2 separate regions of the Mus musculus genome follow, and region 1 is linked to region 2. The links are chromatin contacts, found by POLR2A ChIA-PET in ENCODE. All regions are on one chromosome and are shown on one strand. Each heading gives the region's core, a stretch centred on a gene start or an enhancer-like site at or near the end of the contact. The rest is flanking DNA. Distances are from core to core; before and after follow the strand shown. Region 1 holds the start of 2410006H16Rik (RIKEN cDNA 2410006H16 gene). Region 2 overlaps Pigl (phosphatidylinositol glycan anchor biosynthesis, class L).

The links. ChIA-PET counts read pairs that join two places held with the same protein, here RNA polymerase II (POLR2A).
Region 1: POLR2A ChIA-PET joins it to region 2 with 49 read pairs in embryonic stem cell. The contact joins the promoter of 2410006H16Rik here to the enhancer-like site in region 2. POLR2A ChIA-PET finds 5 or more read pairs at or near these places in 5 of 5 experiments (Patski and embryonic stem cell).

What each region holds. Positions count from the first base shown.
Region 1 is chr11:62,599,008-62,605,790 of GRCm38, reverse strand. 2410006H16Rik (RIKEN cDNA 2410006H16 gene) reads right to left here and starts at 2,914. Exons shown (of 5, transcript NR_030738.1): 1 at 2,768-2,914; 2 at 2,509-2,556; 3 at 2,145-2,194; 4 at 1,325-1,388; 5 at 985-1,136. Snord49b (small nucleolar RNA, C/D box 49B) reads right to left here and starts at 2,705; the gene lies at 2,643-2,705. It overlaps Snord49a (small nucleolar RNA, C/D box 49A), which reads right to left and starts at 2,331; the gene lies at 2,270-2,331. It overlaps Trpv2 (transient receptor potential cation channel, subfamily V, member 2), which reads right to left. Exons shown (of 15, transcript NM_001382489.1): 15 at 5,488-5,682. The coding sequence ends at 5,594. It also overlaps Lrrc75a and Snord65.
Region 2 is chr11:62,492,466-62,498,526 of GRCm38, reverse strand. The region is part of intron 2 of Pigl (phosphatidylinositol glycan anchor biosynthesis, class L); the gene reads right to left. Among named protein-coding and RNA genes, the nearest start is that of Pigl, 37 kb to the right of the region's middle. Within about 2 kb of position 3,671, at least 2 of the 3 ENCODE cell types and tissues checked have a DNase peak (open chromatin) inside an H3K27ac peak, as active enhancers do.

The DNA of each region.
Region 1 (6,783 bases), core at 1,665-4,164, 110 kb before region 2:
TCAGCAGGACCCTATAGGGAGTCCTGTGACACCTGCCAGGGGCCAGGAAAGTACAGAGTGTGTGATTCAGACATGACATCACAATAGGGGTCCTAACCAGTGAGTCCTTTCTGGACAGCCAAGACAGGTCAGGGTCCCTCTGATCAGGAGATGGTCTGGCCAGCCCTACCCAACTCTCACTAGGATGAGATCAGAGTACTAACCAGTTTGTCCTCAAACCCGACTCCCAGTACTTGCTCAAGGGGCTCGGATGTTTCCATTCAGCTGTCCTCCTAGACCAGTGCATCTGGACCAGAAGTTCTTTATTGGGCCCACTTACAATTTAGGCACAGGCACCTACTCTAAGACTCTAGGAGCATCTGCCTACTTCCCAAGGCCTTCTTAAAGGCAGTAAGTTTCAGAATACCAAGTGTGGAAAATCCAGTTTAAGCTGCAGACCTTTTAGGCAATCTTATCTATATAGGGCCTAGCTCCCTTATCCACCAACCAGCACAACTTTTTCTACCAGGTCCTCCCATAATCTAGTCCCTGTATTGGCTTTTCAAAAACTCACCTCTAGAACCAGTCCTACTTAGCAAAGAGGGAAAACTGGGTGTTCCTAACACCCTTAAACACTCCTAGTCCCCAACTCAAGCCCAAGAGAACTGTTCTGAATTAAGTGGTCAAAGTCTGAACTCATGGGGTTATGGGGAAGAACAGCCTTACAGGCCAGGTAAGCAAACAAGATGGCGTCTTTGCATGGCACTGCAGCCAAGAACAGGGATTGAGTGTGGGTGCCTTAAATGCTTTGGAATCTTTGCCCAAGTCCAGCTGTGCAAACAGCTGAGACTGCCCAGAAGTTTACAGTGCTGAAGCTGGACTGCCTAACACCTGACACTCTACTCTAATACATGTTTTCAAGGACCAATACGGACTGTGCTTTATTAGAGTGCTTTGATGGTTAGCTGTACACACAACTTAATTCATCCAAAACACTGGCAATCTGGTTTATAAACAAATGTTTATTTTTAAAAGGCATAGAAGATCCTGTGGTACAGACAGGATTACCAAATGTGCCCACCCAGAACAAAATTGGCAGACATGTCACTTAGGATATTTGCTTTCAGGCCGGCTGGAGACTCCTCTGGGAATATAGCCTGCAAAAGAGCTGAATTTCAGAATCACTCCTGCCTGGATCAATGGCATTTAGAACATTTAATGATATCTTCAGAAAACCATAGGCTCACCACTACCAATCTGCCGGTAATTCCAGCTATTTTAGGTGATATCATCATTTGATATCTCTCAGAGTAATAACAGATAGTCACTGTACAGACCAACTCACCTCTGCTGCTGCCAGCACAGATCTGCAGTCCTGCGTCCGTTCTGAGAACTTGAAAGGGGACACCCTAAAATGGATTGCAGAAAACAGGACATTATATATAACAGCCTTGCAAAATCAATGGCTGCCCTCCCACCCTGGCTTTTCTCTTTTGGATTTCTTTGTAGCCCTGGCTCACTACTGTAGACGAGGCTGGCCTGAACTCTGCCTGCCTCTTCTCAAGAAAGCTACAGTTCTTAACACATCCTAGACCTAAAAGGGAAGTATTTTTCAAATTACTAAAATACATTTACAACTAGCCAAACCAGCCCAACTGGGTTCAATTGTAAGACCACATTAACTGAAAATTTTAAGACCCAAGTTAATGGACTAGAAGGTCTAAGTTCTTAGAAGACCAGGTTTGACTGCCAGCACTAATTGTGGCTCACAACCACCTAAGTCCGGTGCCATTTTTTTCTAGCATCAAGACAGCAAACACACACAAAAATGGCTCTATAGGGGGCTGGAGATGGCTCTGTGGTTAAGAGCACCGACTGCTCTTCGGAAGGTCCGGAGTTCAAATCCCAGCAACCACATGGTGGCTCACAACCATCCGTAATGAGATCTGATGCCCTCTTCTGGTGCATCTGAAAACAGCTACAGCGTACTTAGATATGATAAATCTTAAAAAAAAAATGGCTCTACAGTAAGAGCTGTGCACTGTTGCCTTACTTAACCACCCCCATCAGCTACAACCAGTATTGAGTACAGGCAAAACTGATGCTCATACATGAACACTCTAGCTCAAATCAAAACGGTCTAAAATCCCAAGCTGAAAGCTTACCTCATGGGAGGCCACAGCTGTTGGCAATCTTCCACTCTTAAATCCCCAACCTAGAAGTACAGCAGTTGTTAAAAGTCCAGCCCAAGTTAAACCTAAACCCCAGCCACCGGTGTGGGCTTGACTGCAGTCAGCCAGGAGCAGTTATCGTCAGTTATCGACTCTGACGGCACTTCCTACTTAGTCATCTCATCACAGCAGTCAAGCTTTCTGCTGTCCTCCAACTAGTAGTTCCAGCCACTAAATGGAGACACGTCTTAAATTTATGTATGTGCCCACATGGGCCAGGGTATGTTGGGAGTCCCTGGAGCGAAAGCTACACAGCCTCTTGTCTATGAACCCCACCTGATACTCCAGAAACCCTTACCTCATGGTGGGATGATACTGCTCCTATTCCACGTTGTCAACGTCCCGTCTGAAAGGTTAGAAGAGTAAGAGTCATGAGGGGCAATTAGAACACTTGTGTTCAGCACTGGGTCGCCGAGGCTTAAACGACTGCAGTCAGCTAACTAGGGATGTCGTCAGTTGTCGCATCGGACGGCACTTCCTTTTTTTTCTAGTTTCATCATCATTGCAGCCGACACCCCGCCCACGCGCGGCGCCCCGCGATGCAGACCTCGACTTACCAGGCTCCCCTAGATCTGTGCAGCGCACAAGGCGGAGCTGAGAGGCTGGGCCCGGGCTCAGCATCGCTCCAGACCGTCACCAGCAGGCCACGGCGAAGGGACCAGCTCAACGAGCGAGAAGAGCACGATCCCATGATGGCCGCAGAGAAAGACGGCGCGTGAGCGCCCTCCTCTTAAGGGCTAGGAATAGACCACTCCTCACCCCAGGGAGGTGAGGGCGGCAAAGGCTCACGGGAACTTCCAGCGGCCCGCCTCGCGACCCAGGCCTCCCCCGTTCTGTTGAGCGAGTGGTCTCCCCCGCCCCGGGGGATTCTGGGTAGCGAAGAGCGCGCGAGCTCCAGCGCGCCTGCGTGTTGGGTTAAGCGCGGACTCGACATCCTTTCCGCGGTTTTCCGTCCTCGTTGTCTTCCCTGACTTATTAGTCCTTTGTGAACGTGTGTAGTGTGTGAAATGTGTAGTCAGACCTGACAGTGCAGGCCTGTAATCGTAATCGATTAGGAACCCGACGCAAGAATTCGAGTCCAGCCTGGGCAATTTAATGAGCCCCTGTCTCTATTTTAAATTTAAAAAAAAAAAAAAAAAAGCGGGCCTATATAATCTAACTGGGTGGTGGAGAGCCTGGCTCATCTACGCTAACACACACGAAACCGCGTTCAAAGACAAACGCTGTTACAAAAGTGTAATGATTGGGGCCGTTCTGCACCCCATTATTTTTACAACATATCCACGGAGTCTCTCAAGGCCCTATGCAGACGGCCCTCATCACATTCCTTAGAGAACTGTAGAATCAAGAAGAGCTCTTGATCCATTTCCATTGCCCCCTGCTCTTTCCACTTCTGACTGGAGAGACTTGCATCGGGCATAGGTAATAGAAAACTGCTAATGCTATGCCTTCAGTATATGAGTATGTTTGATTTTCTCAAGGGTTGGGGATGCAGTGTTTCCCTAGCAAACATGAAGTTCTGAGCTCCATCCCCAGCACCTCATAAACTGGACATTGTGACAAACTCCCAAGCTCTGGGTATGTGGAGGCAGCAGAATCAGAAGTTCAAGGTCATCTTCAGCTATGAGGTCAGCCTGGGATATGTGAACCTGAAGACTAGAGTAGGGTTCTTGTGAGTTCAAGACCAGCCTGGCCTACGGAATGAAATCCTGTCTCAAAACACCTCAGTGCAAAATCTGTTGAGCTAGTATATATGATATGCTGGGTTCTACCCAGCAACACACACATAAGTGCTTGCATGCACTTCTTATGCAAATAGGCTGAGGAGGCAACTCATTTTGACAGAACTAGACAGGTGGTCATGAGACTGCAATCTTGGTGGTCTGAGGAATAAACAGAATTTTGATGGAGGGAGGGAAGTCCAGGCCAAAACATTCTTAAAGGGAATAAGATAATTTCCCTTGGAGCCAAATATGCTTGACCATGGCCAGGAACACAAGATTCATGGGTCCCCAAATACCATGTTCTATATTGGAAGTGTCTTGGGTTTTTGTTTGCTTGGTTGGTTGGTTGGTTTTGGTTTGGTGCCGTTTTCGAGACAGGTGCTGTTTTCTGTGTAGCACTGGCGGTCCTGGAACTTGCTCTGTAGACTAGGCTGATCTTGAACCTGGAGATCTGCCTGCCTCTGCCTCTCGAGTGCTGGGATTACAGGCATGTGCCACCACCATTGCCTAACTTGTTACAGAACAAGGAAAGTCATTTGGTGGGGACCTCAATTGGCAAGTTACAGTAAAGATGAGGACTCTGTTGTAGGTTTCAGGTGCTGCCCAATGATGTTTTTAGCTTTTGAATGTGTGGAAATTAGTGGCCTGTCAAGAATAGTAATATAAGGTTTTCATAGTCACAAGGATGTTAACTCGGGGGCAAGGGATATGGATGGCTTCAAAGGGACCAAAAATAGTCCAAAATAATTTAGCTCTGGTTTGAACACTAATTTCAATCTTGAGTCATTTGGCCTTGAATCTTTAACAGAGGTGCAGCTCTCCCTTGCCCTCCCCCTTCTGGGAGTTTCAAGTTGCAGAAACATCTAGCAAACGCCAAGTCAAAGAGCCAAATATGAAGCCCTTCAGGCTTTGTGAATAATTAAGAAAAAGTACTAAGGACTTTTCATCAAACTCCCCTGAAAACAAAAGGAGTACAGGGTTGGGTGGGTCTGGAACTCATGGGCAAAAAAACAAAAAAAGAGCACAAGGCCGAGGATACTGCTCTCAGACCCAAAGAGTTCAGAGGTGGGCTTGCTTGTCTTATGTCAAGAAGGTCCTCTGGCTTTCCTGCAAAGAGTGGTAAAGAGAAGTGGGAAGCTGAAGCCCAGGTGAGTGAGAGCAACGATCCAGAGCTTCCAGAAGGAGACCGTGATCCTAGAGGTGGGACAGTGGCTTCATTTGTCTTGTGGAAGAGGACAGGAGTAGAATGAGGTGTGGCTGGTGAGGGTTTCTGAGCAGACTAGCCCCTGACCCAGGTTGGCTCTTAGAGACACATGCAAGTACGACCAGAGGCAACGTTCCAGTAATTTTTTTTTTTTTTTTTTTTTTTTTTTGGTTTTTCGAGACAGGGTTTCTCTTTATAGCTCTGGCTGTCCTGGAGCTCACTTTGTAGACCAGGCTGGCCTCGAACTCAGAAATCCACCTGCCTCTGCCTCCCAAGTGCTGGGATTAAAGGCATGCGCCACCACGCCCGGCCCAGTAACTTTTTAAAATAATACTTCTAGAAGACTTGGTTATGCAAAAAATATTTATATTTCCACCAAAATTCAGTAGCCTCGGGTGTGGCTGGCAAAATTCCCTACTCTACCCTGCCAGCCTGCTGCTGCCGCATCTGGACCGTCAGTGGGACTGGAGGACCTGAAGAGGCAGATGGTCTTCCTCTGAGGCACTGTTCTTCCCAGGTTTAGAGGTTGGGTTCTTTTTATAACCTGTAAATAGAACAAGGATCACTGTGACTTTGCCCTCCATGCATCCCCTGGAAGGAGGTGACAGGGAAACAGGAGGGCCACAGCCTTGAGAGCCCACCATGTTGTGGGTATAACAGCAAATCCTGGAACCTCACCTCCCTGCATCCCTCCTCCCAGAATCCCCTGACCCCTCCATGGACCACTCAGGGGTCTCCCCACAGAAACTCAAAGGTCCACAGATTTGACAGGCTCTGTCAGAAACCAGAGCCTCTGAGGCACACTGAGGAGCAGGGAAAACAAGTCAGGAAGCTCAAAGGAGAGAGGTGACCCTCCTTTGGGGTTGGGGGTGGATATGGATGGACACCCCGGGAAGATGAGAGCTCAGAGACACATAAAGAACAAAGAGTACTGCAGAGGGAATGGCTGTTGTGATGACAGAACTCTTGAGGAAGAACCTTGACAACAGCATGGGGATAGCGAAGATTATGGCCCTTCTGGAGCTGTGTAGCATAAGGCCTGTGAAGACCTTGGCGACATTATCCAGAAGGGAGTGGTACAGGCCTGAAGCAGAAAATTCTGTCTGAAGGTTGGGGTAGATGCTGAGACACCTTGTGGGCACAGAGGTGCAAGGGTAAGCAGATGCCTGAGAGGCCAAGGGTCAGCATCAGATAGGAGGAGTGGGCAGAGGGCCCACGTCTAGGTGTGAAGGTTAGAGTTACATGCACACTACCTGCTGGGATTGTTTCCAATCAAGCCAGTGTGGCTAGCTCATAGAAAGACTGGGATTTGGGTATGGAACACCTGGATCGCCGGGCGTGGTGGCGCACGCCTTTAATCCCAGCACTTGGGAGGCAGAGGCAGGTGGATTTCTGAGTTTGTGGTCAGCCTGGTCTACAAAATGAGTTCCAGGACAGCCAGGGCTATACAGAGAAACCCTGTCTCGAAAAACCAAAAAAAAAAAAAAAAACACCTGGACCAGATGAGCACCCAAATGACTCGCTATCCTGGCGTTTTGTGAAGGGATAGCAAAGGTAGAAAGAAAGCCTTGATGTGAGGATAGGAAGAAGCAGGCAACCATCAGGCTTGGGGTAGCAAGATGCTGGGAGAGCCTCCTGGTAGCAG
Region 2 (6,061 bases), core at 2,422-4,921:
CTGGAACCAGGAATTACAGATGGTTGTGCCTTGCTGTCAGGTCAAGGCTGTGCAGGTAGGGGTATGACCATGCAAAGCCAGGCAGAGTGGCAATGTGCCTCACAACCCAATAATCTCTAAAACACTACTGAGGGCTGTGGCCCAAGAGGTGGTTTATCTGTTAAGAGAACTGACTGCTCTTTCAGAGGACCTGGGTTCAATTCTCAACACTTACATGGCAGCTCACAACTGTCTGTAGCTGCAGCCTCAGGTTATATCCTCACACAGACATACATGCAGACAAAACTCTAATACAATATATATATATATATTGCAGACAAAACTCTAATACACTATATATATATATATATATAGTCTGTTAAGGGGACTAGAAAGATGGCTCAGAAGTCAATAATGTGTTTTCTGCTCTTTTGGAGGATATAAGTTTAGTTCCCAACACCTATGTTAGGCGTCCACAATCACTTGTAACTCTAGATGCAGGGGATCTGATGCCATCTTCTGTTCTCCACAGGCACTGTACACACCCACAGGCACCTGTACACACGTACTCTCTCATATACCTATAGGCATATACATATATACATTTCAAAAAACCTTTTTTTAAAAAAAACTTATTTACTTATCTCTATGTAAGTACACTGTAGCTGTCTTCAGACACCCCAGAAGAGGGCATCAGATCTCATTACAGATGGTTGTGAGCCACCATGTGGTTGCTAGGATTTGAACTCAGGACCTTTGGAAGAGCAGTCAGTGCTCTTACCCGCTAAGCTATCTCTGCAACCCTCAAAAAATATTTTAAATAAAGAGTTGTTATCCTGATATGACATGTGCATTGACTTTCTTTCTTGTCTGTCTTTCTTCCTTTCTTCTTCTCCTTTTTCTTTTTTTAGAGGTCTCACTAAGTAGTCTTTGCTGGCCTTGAACTCTATATAGAAAGAACTATAGCAATCGGCCTGACTCTGCTTCCTGAGTACTGAGATTAAAGGCTAGGGCCACCACACCCAGCCTGACTTTGCATTCTTATACTCTCAGCAGTTGTGATTATGAGCATAAAACTTGAATAAGATTGAGATCATCAGGAATTTAGGAGGCCCTACCCACCCCTGAGGATCTATAGAGGGTTAATGATTGATGGGGAGAGAGACATTTTCTCCAGTGGTGCAAGCACTGGCGAGGGGCCTGTGTTCCTATAAATAACCCATCACCCATGCTGCTGAAAACAACCCTAAGTAAACTCACTGGGTCAAACACACAAACAAAAGGAGAAGAAAAAAAGAAAGACGTGGATAAGGAGGGCCAGCTGGGAAGAGAGAGAGAAGCAGTAGGAGGGGAGGGGTCACAAGGGAGTGCTATGGGGGCTGATGACCATGAAGGGACATTGTATACATTTTTGAGAATGTCAAAATGAAACCCATTACTATGTAAACTAATATATGCCAGGAAAAACATAAAAACCTTAAAGAGGGTTAAAAGCTGAATCAGACTCAGAAGACTGAGGCAGGAAGTCAAGTTTGAGATCGGCCTGGGTTAAAAAAGAGAAAAGATCATTTAAGGAAAACAGGCAAAATTACAAGGAAGGAATGCAAAATATCAAAATATAATGCATTTTTAGGATTCTCAGAAAGAATGCAAGAAATGCAAAATAAAAGCAAGATGCTTGTGGAGAAGGGCACAGGCAGAGTTCAAATGGCTTCCGTGAGTCTGACCCTAGACTTCTAGAAAATTCCGATAAGGAAATGGAGAAGCTTAAAGGCCGGTAGAGCAAGTAGAAATACCTAATCTATGCCGGGCGACGGAGGTGCATGCCTTTAATCCCAGCACTCCGGAGGCAGAGGCAGGCGGATTTCTGAGTTCGAGGCCAGCCTGGTCTATAAAGTGAGTTCCAGGAGAGCCAGGGCTACACAGAGAAACCCTGTCTCAGGGGAAAAAAAAAAAGAATTACCTAACCTACATTCACCTCCCTTACCAAAGGACTAGCAGTTCTACAGCTTCACCACCAGGGGGGCGATTTCTCTATCCTTGTGAACTTGAAAGTGAGGATCCACCCAAGACGTGGAATGTTAGTGTGTACACCAGAAAGAGCCCCCAGCCCCTAAACCTTTGCTTGTCACATAAAGAATAACTCATGTGAAAGAGGAATAGGAATATGAAAAGAAATTGAATTTTCACAACAAGGCAATAAAGTGGGAGGGCCTCCAAATGACAAGCTCCCAATAGATTGGAGCCTTGAGATAACCAAGTCTCAGCTTCCCAGAAAGCAGAGCCTACACTGAAGCCACCTCACTGTCACCTGGAGACAAGGACTGTGGAAGGCACAGAGGGAGGGATAGTGAGCCATAGAGGGAGGGAAGCTGGGAAGGAGGGTGGTTTTATTGATTTGATACATGGCTTATTAGATCCCATGGGTGTCTAAAAAGCTGTATGTACAGTACCTCCACACAGAGGGCAGGTTGTAGCCTGTTAGCTCTTCAGACTTCAAGGTGAGCTTACTTGGGTGCCCCAGGACTGAGATGTCATAGAAGCCCTGAGCTAGAAAGCAGGTGGTAGACTGAGCCTGAGCCATGGGCTTGTCAGACAACAGTGAGTATCTGGAGATAAGGGTGCCCGGGACCCCAAAACATCAGGGCAAGACTCAGAACAAATTCAGTGTTCACTTAGCTAACATGGACCAAGTACACACTTCTGTATCATACCCAAGGCAATAGCCAAACATGGATATAGGTCACTCTTTATGCTTAGGGCTGAGTGGAGCTGAGGTTTGGGATCTTGCAGGATGAAGGAATTTCCCAGGGAAAGGAGAGCCAAGAGGTCAGGGATTCCAAGCCAAGGAGGCAGTATGATGAGCTGGCGGCATGAGCAGCTAGCTGGCAGTGGTTGCTGAAGCGCACCGGCAGCTGGTGGAGCTGAGAGTGTCGCAGGCCTCTGAGGAGGACAAGGAGGTGGAGGTGGAGGAGGAGGAGGAGGAGGAGGAGGAGGAAGAGGAGGAGGAGGAGGAGGAGGATGGCCACCATCCAGGGGAGCAGAGGAAGACTGTGGCCAGGCCTTGTGTTTGACAAGCCCTTGAGAGCGGGAAGAGGGTGGACTTAGCAAACAGTGTTAGTGCTACAGGAAAATGCTCCCAGCTCCCGGCTCCACCCGGGACTGCTGTGTTCAGTAAACAAGCTCGCCTCAGCCTGTGACGCTTGCTTTTCTAATAGTGAAATATCCTCAAACTCTGACCTTCACACATTCTAGTGACTCGTCCTTACTGGTACTTTTACAGTCCCTCAGCAGTGCCATGCAAACACTCTGGAGAATCTGTGGTGCAGGAGACTCCTCCAGTCAGTACGTCTGAGAAGGGAGGCCCCTGGGCTCCACTAGCAAGAGGAGGTTTGCTTTGTCTTCTCTCAGACACAGCCTCTGCAGAAGCGACCAGGACCGGTGCTGCTGCAGAGCTCCAGCAGAGCTCCAGCAGGGTTAGGTAACGACTTAGCTCCCTGAGAACCAAGTCCTACTTTTGCACACTGCACTCTGAACTCTCATACAGATGGAAGTGGTTCAGACACCCTTATTTGGTCTTGTGGCTTGTTTAGCACAGTGCTGGCAGAATCTGCTGCCCCTCCTCCACCCACTTCAGGCACATTTCTAAACTTAATTACTTCCTTTGTCATCTAAAGTGGGTAAAGGTCAGTAGGGTTCAGTGTAACGGCTTTGGCAGGCCCAGGGCCTGGAAGCTTAGTTGGAGCCCAGCAGTTGGCCCGTCCTCACCAAGGGCTCATTTAGGGAGGCAGGGGCTGTCTCCCCATGCTGAGGCCATCCTGCAGCGTTCCTGCTGGAGCACAGGAGGACCAGGGAAGACAAGGGAAATGGATCTAAGCTAAAAGGTTGGACCCAACAGTTGAAAGCAGGGTTCAGTAACTTCTGTGGAGTAAGGGCAGTGGTTCTCAATTTGTGGGTCTCATCCCCTTTGGCGTTGAAGATGAGATATTGTGCATATCAGATATCTATGATTCTTTGTTGTTGTTTTCTTGAGACAGGGTTTCTCTATGAAGCCTTGGCTGTCCCAGAACTCACTCGGTAGACCAGGGTAGCCTTGAACTCACAAAAAATCTGCCTGCCTCTGCCTCCTGAGCACTATGATCAGAGTGTGTGCTACCACCACCTGACTAATTTGCATATTTCTAATGGCTAGTTATACATGTTTCTTAGCATTGCATGATAAATAACAGTGGCAAAGTTACAGTTGAAATAGCAACAAAATAATGTTCTGGTTGGGGTCCCCACACATGAGGAACTGTATTAAAGGGTCTCAGCATCAGGAAGGTGGAGAACCATGGCTCTAGAGTGAGACAAACCTAGAGGGGAAATAAAACAATGGAAAGAAGGACGAGGAGAAGGAAGAACATGCCCTGAGAGCGGAACAGTCAGCACCTTGATTAAATGTCCCAACAGACCCCTTTCTGCACAGGGCTTCCCTCTCCCAAGTGGAATCATAAAATGGCCTTTTCTTTTAGCCTTCGATGCAAAATGAGCCAGGAAATCACAAGTGTAGGTACTTGTAGGAAATATTTCCTTAATACTGTCCGCAGGTCACAGGGCCTTGTCCTTGCAGGTATGCTGAAGCTTCTACAGGCTGACGCAGGAGGGTTTATGACCACTTACCTTCTTCCAAGACACTAAAACAGAGGAAGAGCTGGGCGCGGTGGCCCACGCCTTTAATCCCAGCACTTAGGAGGCAGAGGCAGGTGAATTTCTGAGTTCAAGGCCAGCCTGGTCTACACAGAGAAATCCTGTCTAGAAAAAAACAAAAAACAAAAAAAACAAAGACAAAAAACAAAAACCAAAAACAGAGGAAGAAAAGGCCTGCTGGATACATGGGTTGTACCAATTAGTAGTTAGTTCAGCCTGGAACACTGGGGCCCTGTTTCTGTCTGTTCTACATACCTGTAAGTACTGCTGCTGCTTGTAGACTGGAGACCCTTGTGTGCTTTATGAAAGATGCCCAAACTCCTGTGGAGTCCTGTAGACCAGGCTGGCCTCATACTTGGAGATCCACCTGTCTCTGTCTCCCAAGTCCTGGGATTAAAGGCATGTGCCACCACTTTTTCTTTGGCATTTTGTAAAAGGTACCCAGAGGTTGCTGAGGCATTGTGAATCACAGTGCTGTACAGAAATCAGTAGTCTGTGCTTCTCCTTCTCAAAGACATCCTTCATATTGTTGCAACAAAGCTTGCAGCACTCTTATAGGAAATTTTACTTCATAGTTTGCCAGTGTGTTGTTTAGTGTGGTGTTGAGAACAGGCTGCAATCTGCTCTACGCTATTCCACAGTATATAAAACAGTGTTTTTTCTGGCCATGCTTTGTCCTAAGAGACTCCAACTTACAAGTAACTTTAGACTCAATTTTAAGGAAGGGGGATGAGAGCAGCCCCTGGGTGCACTAGCCAACCACTCTCTGTTAGGTTGAACCCATATAGCACAGGCTGCTAAGTATCTCTGGGAGAAGAAAGGAAGCCACCTTGGCCTGAGAGATGGGTCAGTGATTTAGAATATTGGCTGCTCTTTCAGAGGACCAGAGAGGTGTATTCCAAGCACTGACAAGGTGGTTCAAAACCCTTTATAACTCTAGTCCCAAGGGATCCCACATCCTCTTCTGCCCTCCACAGGAACTGCTTACAGGTGGTACACGGACATACATGCAGGCAAAACACCCATGTATATATTAAAACAAAACAAAACAAAAAGACCCCAAAACAAACAACAAAGAAACAAACAATTTAAAGGATACAAGGAAAGAATCCTCACTTGTTAAGTTTTAGTATTGAATACAAGATGGACTTTTTTTTATTTTATTTTATTTTATTTTGGTTTTTCGAGACAGGGTTTCTCTGTATTGCCCTGGCTGTCCTGGAACTCAGGCTGGAGACCAGGCTGGCCTCAAACTCAGAAATCTGCCTGCCTCTGCCTCCCGAGTGCTGGGATTAAAGGCGTGTGCCACCACGCCCGGCTGACATTTATTTTTTAAACAGGGGTGAATTGAGACAGTAGGGGCACATGGTTGTATTGAAATCATAACCAGGCC